Regions from separate parts of the Homo sapiens genome. Here region 1 is linked to region 2. A link is a loop called in an ENCODE intact Hi-C map of the cell type or tissue named here. Cell type or tissue: PC-3. All regions are shown on one strand.

Region 1 (8,000 bases), 180 kb after region 2:
TCCTCAACTTACTGTTTCTCCAACAATACTGGATTTTTATTTTTCTGTGCCCTCTGCCTAGAATATTTTCCTCCCCATTTCTGCCCATAGGTCCATACCCAGTTCTAAAGACAAATGTCACCTTCTCCATAAAGGTTTTGCTAATTTTGACTACATCTTCATCTTGCCTCACAGGGAAAACATGTTCCCTCTCAGTTGTGCTTCTAAACCACTTTCTTTTTTCTATCTTTCTCACGGCATTTTTCATTTTCTTTCTTGAATTATGAATATGTGCATGTGTGTATATATACATATATATATATATATATATACACACACATGCACATCCATAATACACGATATATGTACATAAACATCCATAATGCATAATATATATTTGTGTGGGCCTGTACATATGTGTGTATATATTTAAATCCCGTTACTAAATTTTCAGATTCTAGACAACAGGGATTGTCCACACATTTTCTTAATTCTTCTTTTAGTAGCATTTAGCACAGTGCTTTGTACTTAGCTGTAGTTGACAGAGGCAGGGGACGCTGTGTCATCATGAGAGAGTATAGACAGATATGCCTTACAAGCAGATTTTTCAGGGAGATCACCAACCTGAAAGAGCCAGTTCAGATTTTTCAGAATGATGTGAAATAGATCAATTAGTAAGGCAATTTTGAAGTTACTTTTGAGCAGTGGCCAGAACAAAACAATGGACCTTTGTAAACCATTTTTTGAATTGCAAACCCTTCAGAGTTTGCTCTAAAGAAAGGTCTCACTTGGGTAAGAATTTATTTGGTCAAATGGGGTGGGAAAAAGTATATGATAGAACTAATGGCTTTCAATAACTGTTACCTCAACTTTGAAAAGCTTGATGAATCCAACATGGTTGTTTCTGAATGAATTAGTAAAATTTGATCAAGCCAAGTGTCTATGCATCTCAAATTTTATTACACATTGCCCACATTTTCTTGGGTTGCTGAAGTTCATAATATATTTTATCTCTTAAGCCATAATATATTTTATCTTTTAAGCCTATAAGGTATATTTCAATTTCTCTGCTGGTGCCAGAAGAAAAAGTGCTTTGGCAGTAACGTTCAATGGAAAATCCATTCTCGGATATGCTAGGACGCAGCAGACACAGGGGGCATGTGTGAGTTTAAAAGAGAGATTTAGTGGGCTGTTCAGCAGCACAGAGATTAATAAGTTGAACTCAGTAGTTTCATAGACGCTGACGTTATTCGACTTCTGGTAAAAAGCATTGCATATGTTAAAAGTCTGGTCTGTTTTTAACCATGTATGGTAATTTAGGCACTTTAATTTTCAACAGTGCTGTATAATCATAACCATATTCTCTGAACAGTTGGAAAAGTTTATCAGAAGATAAACATTCAACCTGATCAGATACTTTCATCCACAAAACAAAACAATTTTATGAATTCCATGGATTAAAATATGAAAGAGAGCAAAGCATTTACTATTACTTTAAAAACTATTTACTTTGATTTTTGAAAATAAATATTTTTGGACAACTGTTGGGGACACATTATCAAAGTTCTATATTATCTTTAAGAAATGTCGCTGGTCCTACTGCCTGATTTGATGTCAGTTGCTATGACAGTTTTCTCAACTGCAACAGCTTCCTCCTTTCCTTGGTCTTCATTCCCTTTCCGCTTTCTAATTTTCTGTCCTTTCCTTATTTTATTCTTCTACTCGTCTGATTTAACTCATTTTCCTCTCCTCCTCTTCCTACTCTGACCTGAGTCAGTAACAGTTAAATACTACTTATATGAGTTCTGTTGGAAATTTTGAAAAGCAAAGGATTTTTTTGACATTTCAATTTTATCCCTCTTCTTCCCTTTCTGTGTTTCCTTCAACTATTCCTTTTTTGTTTCCTCCCTTCTTTCTTTATATTTAAGAAAATCTGATAATATTCTTCATAGATTTAATAATTTAAGTCAGAAGAAACTTCTGACTGAATCCCAATAAAAATTATGGAAACAAAGAATTTGCTTTCAAACATTATTTAAAATATATGTAATCTGAATATTTTAATTTCTTTAGTTTCTTGAGGTTGGAGAGGACATAAAAGATTTCATTCAATGTTTGAATCCTTTGATACAAGATTTGCTTCTTTTCTACCACCAGTTGATAAACCTAATAACTCATTTGTTGGAAATCTACTACCCTCCACAAGAAGGACCTTCCTTTCTTATATTGGGGTACTATGTGTATTTGTCTCCTGTCTATGAATCCTATTTTTCCTGCTTTTCTTCCTGCAGCCATTTAGAAGAGGCATTATTTATTTATTTATTTATTTATTTTTGTGACAGAGTCTTGCTCTGTCACCCAGGCTGGAGTGCAGTGGTGCGATCTTGGCTCACTGCAGGCTCTGCCTCCCGGGTTCACGCCATTCTCCTGCCTCAGCCTCCCGAGTAGCTGGGACTACAGGTGCCCACCACCACGCCCGGCTAATTTTTTTGTCTTTTTTAATAGAGATGGGGTTTCACCATGTTAGCCAGAATGGTCTCGATCTCCTGAACTTGTGATCCACCTACCTCGGCCTCCCAAAATGCTGGGATTACAGGCGTGAGCCACAGCACCCAGCCAGAAGAGGCGTTTTTTAAAAATAAGAAAACACTTCAGATGTTTTTAATATGCCATCATAAAATGTCCTGGAAGGGTGCACTAAAACTGTTTAAAAATGACAACTTTTGTGAAGTGGGACTAGGGGATAAGGGAGATAATTCTAGAAGTTAAGACTCATACTGGATTTAAAATATACTCATTCATGTATTAATTTAATAGCAGTAATAATTATTATTTTAAAATAACATTATGTCCTCTATGAGTCTCCTCTTAAAAATGCAAATGTTTACAGCTAATTTTTTTTCTCAAATAATAATTACTTTTAGGCCTCACTTCTGTCTTTTCATTTTCTCTGCTCATGGCTCTATCCTTTTGAAAGGTATTTGAGTGTGGCAGCCAAATAGAACCAAAATGACGAATTTATTGAATGGTGATTTAGTTGTGTGTATGTGTACAGGTGTCCACATGTATGTTGATATGCACAGATTAGACATTGTTTAGTATACAACCCTTAGTTTAGCATATAGAACTTCATAGATATATAGAGAAAATTATTACAGTCACTAAAAATGGAAGAAAAAAGGATTTTAATAGAAAAAAACATAATATATTATTTTCCACACAGGACAGAAATGACATGATCTTTATTTTTGTGTCGTGGGTTTTCCTACCTGTCTTAACTACAGAAAAATAACCCGGCATATACTCTTCTAATTAACAGGTCAAAAAGCATGCATTGAAGGATATTTATTAGTTTTCAAATACACTATTGTTTTGTACTGTCTTTATAATAAAATTGTGTATTTTTCTTAGGCAACATCTTATTTGTTTAATGTTTTAATTTTACCACTTAAATTTTTCAATTTTTTCTTTAATCATGATATGTCCAAAATTGTAGTATCTTAGGGAGTCAAGAAAGTGCTTTCTTTCCAACCCCCTCCAACCAGAAGACTAATGTTTTATGATAAAATATGGCAAAAGCAGAGTATTTATAAAAGCAATGTGAGAAAAGTAATGTGAGTCACAAAGGTAAAGAACAATGATGCCCTGTCAGCTCAAGTTAGGGAATCGATATCTTCATAAGTTAATGACACTGAAGTAAGCAAGTTCTTGGATCTGGCAAGAGGGTGTTGTATGGCAGGATGTTGCAAGGTATGGCTTTTGTGCTATTGTTGACGCTATGAGTCAATTCTCTGAGTCAACTCATGACAAGTTGATACGGAATCTAGTGAGAGTGCAGAATAGAATGGAATTATCCTTGGAGAAGTTGTTGATGCAGGAACTCTGAATCTTGAGTTTTGGTTCCAGTTCTAGCCCTGAAACTAATTACCTGAGTGTAAGTTAACTTCTCTGTGCCCCAGTTTCTTCACCTATAAAATGTGAATATTAAACTACATCAGTAGGCGGTTTCATGCTTTTGACCTTTTATGGATGTAGGGAATCACTGTGGAAAATCTGAAGGACTACATCCAGGAGGAAAACAAGACAAAATATTCTATGATGGGACAGCAGCTAGCTTTGGGTTATCAACATTTTCTGAAAAAATGTTAGTAACCATTGTTACAAGCATATTTCTTCTGTCTGTCATAGTAGGGAAGAAGCAGTACTTCATGTAAGATGTAAAGTGATTAGCGATCAGCCATGTCAACAGTTCAGAGCACTCAACCATTCCTGTCTCCTTTTTACTAAATAAGTATAATCTATCATAACATGGTTCAACTTGAAAAATTTTTCTTATAGCATCTGCAGAAAAATGTAGACAGAGAGCTAAGAATGATTAGCCTATAAATAATTAGTATTGAAAGTGAATAAAAACAGTTCTAAAGATCCAATAATTCAATTTGCTGTTTTAAAAATAATTGGAAATTGTCAGTTATTTCTAAAACAAAATGGGGCATTGATTCTTAATGGGTTTGTTTTAAATGCATAGCATTTTCCATTCACTTCAGCATTTCCACTAATTTGGTTTCATTATTAGTAATAAAATTGATATACATTATGCATGGAAGTAGTAGCTATCAAAGGAAGTAACATATAGAACCAACAGCTACCTCTCTCTATTATGATTCAAAAATAGTATGCTACAAAATAAAATGCTTCAGAATATAACTTTTTCATATTATTAAACATGAGACATTCTTATTCTTATATCTGAATTCTATTGGCTATGGAAAAAATTTCAGGAAAAAATAAAGTTTTGAGATTCTTGGGATATAATCATCCTTTGTATTTTCAAATTAAAGTGAATAGTAATTAGCAAGTTAAATTTATTGAAGCTAAGTTTATAAACGTTGAGAGGGAAATCTATTTTCTATAAAATTCTTGTAGAAAATTGAAAATTTGAGGAATTATTAAGAAACCAAATTCAAATAAACAGAATTAAACAAATGACTTGATGGACAATGACCCAAATTATGGGGGACAGTCTTTTGGAATTAAAATCTGTTTCTTCATTTAACCTACAGAATAATACAACTGATTTTATCATTTTGTGTTATTAGTGAATTCTTCATAATGGAAATTGTTCTGAACTAACAGTTGAAGAATTTGCTGTGACGTGATTTGCATCCTTTCCCACCCTCATAGTTTAAATAAGGCTGGCAAGCTCATGAGATTAGGCATTCCCATAACACTGTAAGAGCTTCCTGGCTTTATGCCTTCCAGAAGTAACAGCATAGAGTGTTTTTATAATAATCCTACTTTGGGGTAAAAACAGGAAGGGAGAGGCATGTTAAATTACATTTTTTATAAGATGAACAGAACCAAAAGAAAATAGAACAGTATCCTTTTCAGTTTTGGGAAAGTTAAAATGGACTCTGATTATTCAGATTATTTACTTATTTGTTTTTGAATAGAAAAAGTGTCTTGATATGCTGTTAAAATGTTATAAAATTTCTGTCTATTTTTTTCCTGAAACTGAGCTACCAAGCTAAGGTGACAATATTTAATTCACTTGTCTGCCTTACTTAGAAAACACACTTTGTTGGACAGATACATATTGTCTGCTGACATCAGTTCTTAAGATCAGGTTTAATACTGGTGCATTATGGAATTTTTCTAATCTTTCCTAGGATCGAATAGGTTATTAATACTTTTTAATTTTGTTATGATATCTCTTATCATCAGCAATTGACATTTACTGAATGTTTTATTCGGTAATAACTGCATATGCAATTCTAAATTTCTAGTTCTAATACTTTCTAAATGATAGGAAAGAACACAACTATTGTTAATAAATACAATAGTATTTCTCAAATTTTGAAGGGAAGAAAATTATTATCTAAATAAACTCTCAGGAACAGATGATCTTTTGCTATTTTGTGTTTTCCTTTTGGGTATCTGTTATCAGGGATGATGATAAACATATTTCTTGTATCTGACTACCATGATATTTTTCTCTATTCCTTTGGAAATGGCATTAGTTTTCTTCTGACACTATTGTTATTCTTTCCAGCATGGCAACCTTGGGCTAACAGCATACGTTAGTAAATGCTATGCTTTTTCTTTAAGGCTTTTCTAATTTTTAATTAAAAAGAAAAGATAGATTCTTGCTGATCACCTACAGGAGTGTGACTCTCCATGGTTACCTGTCACTCAAAGAACTCCAGCTCTGAGGAATGCTAATTAGCCCTGTTAAAGCACCATAATTGAACTGGAGAGATGACTGCCGAAGGTGCAGGTCTGCCTTCATTCAGAACAGTCCTGCCATCTGAATGGATGGAGCCATCCTGACAATGTGAGGGAATAAAGGAAGACGAGGAGAAAAAAGAAAAACAACATTCCATCTGCCTTTTTTTTGCTCAGTTTTAAAGTGATTATCAAGATGTAACCTGGATACCATGTGGATATTTTAAAAAAATGTTTTCTTTAGCCATAAGAGAATGAGCCATAGCACCTGCTTGACAATGATCTCTATGGTGACTACAGCATTTGAACTGTATAAAAATGAATATTGAAACAAATGGACATATTGGGACATCAGTGCGGATAATCATAATGATGATAATAGATGTATATTTTGGGAAGAGTAGTCAGTCTTTATTTAAATGACGATGGTATTTGGGCACAGACAACTGACCACACAGGAATGTTTCTTGGTTATTTTTTGGTGGGCAAGAGAGAAAGTTCTGGATATTGCAATGCCTCTCAAACATGTACATTGGCATTTAGAAATTTAAAGGAGAATATAACATCTAGTGGAGAAAATCTCAGACCATCACTTATAGTAAAAGAAAGAAAACTAAGATAATTGTGTTCCAAAAAATATTTCATTTTTCAACTTAGTTCTAAATATTAATGTGGGAAATAAATAATTGTAAAATTGTAAAATGATGATATACTTGACATAATAAGACAGTAGGATGTTCCATATAATCATGAAATCATAGTATTCTATAACTATAGGGACCTTAGATGTGTTAAAAGAAATTAGACAAATTTAACAGTTTGTTTGAACAAGAAATGATTTGCTAATTGGGAAGCTCTTAGAGACAGAAGAGTTCAGGGAGCTCTAATTAGCATTGTGGGCAGGCAACGTTTATGGACAGAAAATGAGAGTGAGATACAGAAACAGCTTGATATTTGCCTTGTTTGAATATGGCCTGATCACTTGACAGCCTGTGATTGACTGAAGATTGGCTGATGTGATTGGCTGAGACTCAGTTACTTGTTACAAAAGTATATTCCTATATTAGGCTTTAAGTAAGTTACTTGGTTGTAGTACATTATATTGGGCCTATTAAGTACGGAGGCATCCTCAGGCCAAATATAGTTTAATTTAACAGCAATAACCATGTACAATGCCTTGGAAATTAACATTTAGAGAAGCTGTCACTAGCCCCAAACCACATAATAAATGATAGGTAGAGGTCAGAACAGAATCCAAGACCTCTGACCCCATGTTTACCATGTGGGGTAAAGAGTAGGAGGACGAAATGTGATTTGATTCTAAGGTGACGTGGTGCAAAATCCATAACATCAGAGATTTTTATCTTAGCCTTTGTTATAATATAGTATTCGTAGCACCTCAGAGTGTCTAATGCCTCACATCTCTTTATGAACAGACACATTCTTATATAAGTTGAATTTTAAAAATTACTTTCAGATATTTAAAAGGCTGGACCACCCAATAAGATAATTCTGCACTCCTTGCCTTTGTTCCCTCCCTCCTTCCTACCTTCCTCCCTCCCTCCTTCCTACCTTCCTCCTTCCCTCCCTCCCCCTTTCCTTTCCCTTTCCCTTTCCCTTCCCTTCTTTCCTTTCCTCTCTCTCCTCCCTCCCTCCCTCTCTTCTTTCCTCCCTCTCTCCCTCCCTTCCTTCCTCCCTCCCTCCCTCCCTTTCTCTTCCTTCTCTTCCTCCTTCCCTCCCTCCTTCCTTCCTACCATCCTTCCCTCATTTATTCCTTCTTGTTCATGTTGGTGTGA
Region 2 (8,000 bases):
ATTGAGGATGCATTGTGGACTCTCAAGTAGAGTAACAATCTTCAAAATCCATTATTTTCAAAGTAAAATTACAAGCTCAACATACAGAATAGAATGGAGAGAACATAGCTGCCAATCTGCCACAGATTGTCAAGATGGGAGGTTGGATGGATTGAGATCCATTTGGAGGTCTCTGGGGACTCTTGGATCCCTTCTCTGATTCTGAGTGTGGAAAACAGGGCTCAATTCTGTCTCTAGTGATTATATTTTACATTGCAGAACCTTCTCATTAGAAACAGAAAGAAAGAAGGGAAGAAAGAAAGAATGGAGGAAGGGGTGGAGGGAGGAAGAAAAAAGCTCTTGCTGCATTTTTCTATTGATTGGGAATTTGAATAAGTGTGAGTTAATTTGCACAATTGTATTTCCATTCAGTATTAATTGGACATTACCCTCTAGCTGCCTCTGTTTTACGCTGTGATAAACCTCAAATTACTGTAGGAAGTTAAAGTTTATTCTTTTGGATTATCCCATTCCTTTCTGCTTTAGTGTGGATATTGTGACATCTAGTTTAAACCTAATTTCTTCATAGAAGACAGAAATGATATTGTGAAGATATTCTTACCTTATTTATTAGGGAGCAACGCCTTAAACCTTTGTAAGGAGAAATATATTTGCATTTTAGACATATTGATTCTTGTGACATATTACACTTGTGCTGAACAGGAAAACCCATGGTTCTTTATTTTTAAAAAGTCATCTCTGCAGCTTAAAATACAAAATTTTATAATATTGCTGACCAATGCTTTTCCTTTTTGAAGAATGCTAACCTAACTCTTTAAAAAAACCCTAAAGAATTAAATATTGAATTTCCTCATGCAACTTGTTATTTTAAGGCTATATTACTTGTCTCAAGAACTGTATTACTGTTCCCAGGTCCACTAGACTCCTTGAATACTTTGGTTGAGTTCATAAAATATTGGTTTTATCATTCATTTCTCTGCTTACAAATTTTTAATGAGATACCATCCAGAATCCTCAGCTTAGTTTTTAAGGCCCTTCCCTACTTTGTGCCACTCCATTTAGTTCACTGATTCAGGGCTATTAACAAAGGATGTGTTCAGCTCTGGCCATTTTCCTGCAGGTTTGCCTGTTACCTGTATGGGAAAGAAGAGTGTGTGCGCTAAATGCATGTTACTTCTTGGAAATCATAAAGGGATCTGAGAGCCTACAGTATATGGCAACATTAACCAATCTTTTTGAAAATTTACCTGTATCCCATCATGGTTCATTTGCAAAAAAATAAGATGGTACCTTAACTAATAAAACAATTTTGAAATTCTCTGTACCAACTTTGCTTTTCTTTCTCTCTTGCCTCCTTCTTCAGTGCTTCCCTTCCTGCTGATCATTGAATTCATTCCTCCAGTATTTATTGGCCACCTAGTGTTTATTGGTCAGTGTCTAAGGCTTTAGGAAGATTAAGATAAACATAATGAGACTCATGGGATTCTAGTGGGGGTACAACAAAGACACCTCTAACATAATGAGATAGGCACTCATGTGATAGGAGCAGCCTTGAAGAGAACAGGTGTGAGGAGGAGCTTAGGAAAGAGGCTTCACAGAGTTCGTGAGCTGGGTCTCAAAACTTACGTTCTTTATGTTGGAAGATTATCAAAAACTTATTTTGATCTGGTATATGCAATCTCTATTTTATTATATTTTGCTCATTGATTAGAGCTATAGGAATGAAGTTGGTTTTTATTTCATCAGTCTGACATAGTGTTACAGTAGTGTGAATTTTGGGTCTCACTGTTTCTTAGTTCTTTGACCATTGTACTCTCATTTTTAAATAATACGTGAGGTATTTTGATCCTTTGTTCATTAATGCTTAATTTCGCTTTGCTTACTCTTAACTATATTTCTAGATAACACTATTTTACTGTGTGGCAGCCATTGTCAGTGAGTTTTTTTTAGGAAGAAAAGCTAAAATAATACTTTATGTATTTATACAAATAAACATAAAGTGATAATATTGTTCAGATTTACCTTTTGATTCAGGTGATCTCAAAAAGTCTTCCCCAAAGTATTCTTTGATATTGAATGCTTACCTTTTATTTACTTATGTTTGTTAGTTGCTTTAAAGTATTTTTCAAGCAAATAACTTTTTAATTTCTATTAATAAGTTACTTTTTATCATCTTAAGTTTAGATTCTGCATGTTTGCATATAATTAGAAATTAGGATTATATATGATCAGAAATTTGTGGACAATGATAGCACTTCCATAATACATAGGCTGATTTTAATATATTCGTAACCTCTGTGGCTCTGCCTTCAATCTCTTTTTCAGTGTTCATTGTGATTAATAAATTTATCTTGCAGCTTTTATGAACTTCATTTAATCTCTATAGACTTCCTTTCAGATTTCCAATTGTTATTTGAATAAATGAAAACTAAGCATTTGTAAGAATAATTCATAAATGACATTTAAAAGATACAGAACAATTTGGTAAATTAATGTTAGTTTTTACTTGTCAAGGTGGAATAGGCTTTTATCTTTAAAATTAAAGCTTTTTAATTTTAATTACTTGTACTTGCAATCTTAAGCATTTCTAAGCAGATAAGAAACAGAAAATTTCCAGTTTTATGGATTGTTTAACATTTTGGGGTTAAACTACTATATGGCAGACACTGTACTTGACAATAGGGACACAATAGTGGGACACAATAATTAAATCCAACATTTTTGTGTGGAAAATAGACAATAAATCAAATAATTATAGCAAAAAATAAATCAAATAATTATAGCCAAAAAGGAAATGACCATGCTGTGGTATTAGAGACAAACTAGAGGAGGAGAGCATTTTAGATAGAGTGTGCAGCAAAGGCCTCTCCGAGGATGTGAAATTTAAGCGTAGGTGGAGGATAAGGAGTCAGTCATCTGAAGGGTAGTGACAGGAAGGTTCCAGCTGTAGAGCCGGGCACGGTGACTCAACGCCTGTAATCCCAGCATTTTGGGAGGCTGAGGCGGGCAGATGACGAAGTCAAGAGATCAAGACCATCCTGGCCAACATGGTGAAACCCTGTCTCTACTAAAAATACAAAAATTAGCTGGGTGTGGTGGCACACGCCTGTAGTCCCAGCTACCTGGGAGGCTGAGGCAGGAGAATCGCTTGAACCCGGGAGGTGGAGGTTACAGTGAGCCAAGATCACGCCACTGCACTCCAGCCTGGAGACAAAGCAAGACTCTCTCAAAAAAGAAAAACAACAACAACAAAAACTTGCTTAGTATATATTTTTAAGTACTTTGTTTTCTGCATTTTAAATGGTCTTTCTTCTAACAATTTGACATATGCCTTTTTAAGGGGATATTTCTGTTAAGTTACTAGAAGGATTTCATTTCCTTTTAAAGAAATCTAGTGTTAACCTTTTCAGTTTCATTAGCTATGAGTAATTTTGGCAAAATTTTAAGATGACAAAAGAAAACCTTTAAAATGATTCAGAGAATACCAAGAATTTATCAGTCATTACTTGCCTAACCACAGCTCATCCCTTGCTCTTACCAAGTATAAAATGAGTTTAAAAACCTGAAGAAACTTTGGTGGAGCTGAATGAAAATGATGCCTCCTAAAGACTTGTTTGTACATATTATATGCAAGATATTCTTACAAAGTCCATATTTTCACCCAAGACATACTGCTTTTTCTTGCTCATGAAATCATCGGACAGCTTTGAATCTGTGTTTGGGAATGATGTAATCTAAATATTCATTATTATTTATTTTTGTCTTGACTTGTTGGCTGAGAGAAAAAGAAAGATAAGATACTTCTGAATTTCCAGTTAAATGTATTTGTAAATGTATTTTGCTCAGAATTTAGTTTTGCTTTAGATGTGCCATCAATGCTTATTTCTCCCTGTGTTTGAGGAGTGACTTTTGATATTATTGAAAATTCAGTTAAAAATAAAAGTCAATTTGTAATTCTAAATTAATTTTTATAACTTGAATTAAAGATTTTCTATGTAGCATGTTTCTATCTTGATATGTTGTATCTTGTTATGGTTTCCTAAAACTCTTATACATCTATTATTCATTCTTATCTCACTCACCCTCTTTTGTTTTTAAAAATGTTGTTCCACATCATAGAGACATTGATTACTGAGAGATTAAATACATATATGTCTCCAAGTTTGTGATTTTCTTCATTTTAATTACTGGTACTATATGGGCATTATTCTTTCTCTGCCTCCTAAAACAAACAAACAAAAATACCAGGAATTACATCAAGATCTGATATACTTACAATTTTGTGCTTTCCAGTATATCTTTGATTTATCTCAAATTCCTTGTAAATAGCATTTCCTGAGAATGGCATCAGCATTTATGATGTGTCAAGAATCAGTTATTTCTCATGCCATTTTGATTTAAAGTGCAAGTAGTCTGTGTGTGTGTGTTTCATACCTATAACTAATATCAAGTTCAAATTTTTCTGTTTCCATTAGTGTTTGTTTTATTGTTTAACATGTTGATATAATAATCCCTTTGGGGGAATGAATGGCATTTCTATGTGAAATTGCTAAATGTAAAGCTTATTCCTTCAGTTCAAGAACTTTCGATTTTACACACACACTCACACACACACACACATATATATTTTCCTGAAGGGCATTACGCATTCCTGCTTATATAAATCAGTTATTGAGAGCCCTTCCAGCCAGCCATGCTCACCCCCATTAAGGTTCTTACATCACTTTGAACAAGTAGCACTTACAAGTTGCGTGTTAATTTTCTGTGTTGCAGTCTGCATTCTGCATCTGACACTGTGCATCTTAAAGGACTGCAAGATGGTTTTCTTATTTGTATCTGTAATAAAATCTGATAGTAAGATGGCATTCAGCATGGATTTTTATATGTAGAAAGGGTGGGCATTAACAGTTTAAGCTTGTCTGTACTCAGGATCAGGTTATTCATATTAATAATTTGTGTGTAGAGTTAAAACTATGATGCTCTTGGAGAAAATTTCTGCAAGGTTTTTCCTTCCTTCCATAAATAGTGTCATATGGTTTGTTCTTTAATACTGGTAATTTTTTTAACCCCTGCTATTGGTGTCCATTTATATCTAGCTCATTTTGTCAAAGCTTAATGTATACAACAGCTTAATGTTAGCTAAAACATATCTTACTAGATAGTTTATGTGAACTTTGTGATAGTGATTTGCCACTCATAGTCCTTTCCTTTTTTTTTTTTAACCCCTTTTCCTTTCCTTGCTGTTGTTTCATCGTGTTGCATTCTGTTCCATTCTGAAATCATGGTAGTTAACATGAGTTTACTGTGGCTGACATGGTTAGAATTACTGCTAATGGAAAAAAGAGAAGTTAACTCTCTTTAATATATGTACCGGCATACATATTTCTTCTTCTGTTATTTGATTAAGTGGGAGAAACTTTGATGTAATCTAGTCTGTCTCTTTTTGTAAACCATCAAGTAAGGTAAGGCTTTATATTTTTTCAAATCTTAAACTGCAGTGCTCAATATTTTACATTAAAAGTTGCAGAACGTAAATTTGATACTTGAAGTTTTCATTAGAAGTAGTAGAACCAAAATAATGTTAGTGAAAAAGCATATATATCATTTTATATACTGCTATTTTCACTATGCAAAAAGCACATGCGTTTGTACAAGAAATAGAAGGGACTGAGCCAAAGCTAAAATTCTTTAAGGCAGTGAGTTTATGGATTTTATTTTTGCTTTATAATCTTATCTAATATCTTCATATGGTTTTTTAAATTAAGACAAATTAGAACTTTGTGTATCTTTGGATATTAAGAATGATATCTAGAAAAAGTTGCCTCTTATAAGCTGTAATTTTACACCCTTATTCCATATTTACTTTTATGCAGTAGATATCTTTTGTTTCTGACTGGCAGAATCCTATAATTCTTTCAAGGTTCACCTCTAATGGTACCCGCCACCCTACATGGAAGGAATTTCTTCCTTAGGTTTCTAATACTACACTTTGTACACACATATATTTTAATACTTATTAGCTAGTTGTGTATGCATTAGACTTTGTGACAGCCTGGCTCATTGAGAAAACACTGACTATGGAGCTAGAACAACCTGGCTTCAAGTCCTGATTCTGTCCTTTACTAGTTTTATGATCATAAGCATATTATTTAATCTTTTTGAGCCTCAATCCTCATCTTGTTATTGTGGCCAATACTACCTGTCTTATAAGATTGCAATGAAGTTTAAAGCATCATGTGTAAAGAGGCCAGCCCTCTCTGGTAGTGTCTAATAACTACTTCTTTAATTAAAAAGACTTGGATTCTGCCACTCCTTTGACATTGTACCTTCTTTTCCTGGAATGTTAGCTGGCTGAATCAGGAAGACTTGATCAAGCTGATTACTAAAAATGTCATTAATTTTTTTATTTGTTATGTAACTAGGGTTTTAATCAGCTTGCAGTACTGACTTAGATTTTTTTTGCAGTCTCTAAGATATTGCTTTTTTAAATGTTATTTTCCACACACTTAGAACCTTGAGAGATTTGTGTTTTCAGAGACACATGAAATATCTTTTTGATTGTATTTTTTATTTTTATGTTTTTAACAGTAGGTTAATATTTTTCAACCTTTTCTTCATTATCCTCCCCCCAAGCTGCCTGTTTAGACATTTCTTCCTAATTACCTCTACCCATGAAATTTTAATTCCACAAATACAGTATATCTGTTTATGTGTAGTACTGTATGTGTATCTATACTTTATACTTAATAGAGTAAAATTTTGTTACCCTTCTCCACAAAGAACCAATTTTCACCCCCTTGGAATGATATCACCCTTGTCAAGAATGCATGCATCAGACCTTTTAGACATGATTTGATGGAACAGATTAATGGTTCAGTGCTTGGGTTCTAGATGGATAACTCTGAGAATGAATTCTGCTTGCTCTGTTGATTAGCTGTGTGACCTTTTGTCATTCTCCTTAGCTTTCTAAAGCTTCTCTTCTTCATCTGTAAAATGGGAATACTACTATTATCATCCTCATAAGGTTGTGCAGTACATTTAGCATATATTAATTGCTCAACATATATTAGCTATTACTTTATCATCTTAATAATCACAACTTTAATTTTGTTCATTGGAACTTAAGACCTGAGTGTTAAGGGGTATCTACCTGTTCTCTTTATCCATTTTTTAAATACTGACTGCTGAAAATGTAAGCAATGTTGGTAACATAAGATACCTACAGAACTCCTTAATAAAGAAAAGCTAATCAGAAAGAAAATTCCTTAGTGTACAAATAATTACATGTAGAGTATTAAAATGAATTTACACAATAGCTTGAACCATAGGTTATTATTTTATTAAGTAATTCTGGGTTCTGTTTTTAGATATTTGATTTAATGGATGCCAAAGCACGTGCTGATTGCATCAAAGAAATAGATCTTCTTAAGGTAATTAATGAACTGTTGACTCTTTTGAACATAACATGGTGATAAAAGTGATTTACTAAAATATCACACTTAAACACAAAAAGGTTTTTAAGACTTATGCTACACTGATTTCAAGTAATATTATATAAGGTTAAATTTCAGTATACTGAAGAATGTAGTTATTTTTTGGATTTATTGTTAAATAACATAATCAGAACATTTGTAGGACCAGCTTTTTTTTCTCATTTCAAAGTAGGAAATAGATAAAATGGGCATAAAACATTGAAGAATTTTTTTTTCTTGACCACCCCAACAAGACATATTCTAAAGGTTAAGTAATATAAATGCAAATTAGCATTATCTCAACATGTATTATATTGAGAATGTGGACTAATCAAAATGGTTCACATGCATTTTCTAATGTTTCAATACTTTTTCCAGACTTAGACAGAGTGCATGTAAAGAGTATGCCAGGAATTAGCTTTTTAGTTTCTCATCTACTAAGAATATGACTGAGATTTCAGTTATTTCTGCACTGCTTCTTTTATAGTGAAGTTTCTTTTGAGAAATACTGCGGCCTATGTTGTATTT

What was found. Hi-C counts contacts between places; a loop is a spot of excess contacts. Peaks named below come from ENCODE experiments on the same cell type or tissue, not always from the same donor. Only the 100,000 strongest peaks of a DNase experiment are listed, where the experiment ranks them.
Region 1: it touches region 2 in a loop (2.8-fold over the local background); 2 of 110 quality-filtered maps call a loop at or near these places.

Annotation. Positions count from the first base shown.
Region 1 is chr1:198,439,835-198,447,834 of GRCh38, forward strand. No RefSeq gene overlaps it. Among named protein-coding and RNA genes, the nearest start is that of ATP6V1G3, 97 kb to the right of the region's middle. In PC-3, no CTCF peak of the experiment used is centred here; a DNase peak (open chromatin) is centred at 3,727; H3K4me3 peaks cover 572 bases; H3K27ac peaks cover 3,221 bases.
Region 2 is chr1:198,255,208-198,263,207 of GRCh38, forward strand. NEK7 (NIMA related kinase 7) reads left to right here. Exons shown (of 10, transcript NM_133494.3): 4 at 7,368-7,430. Among named protein-coding and RNA genes, the nearest start is that of NEK7, 100 kb to the left of the region's middle. In PC-3, no CTCF peak of the experiment used is centred here; a DNase peak (open chromatin) is centred at 3,494; H3K4me3 peaks cover 571 bases; H3K27ac peaks cover 1,521 bases.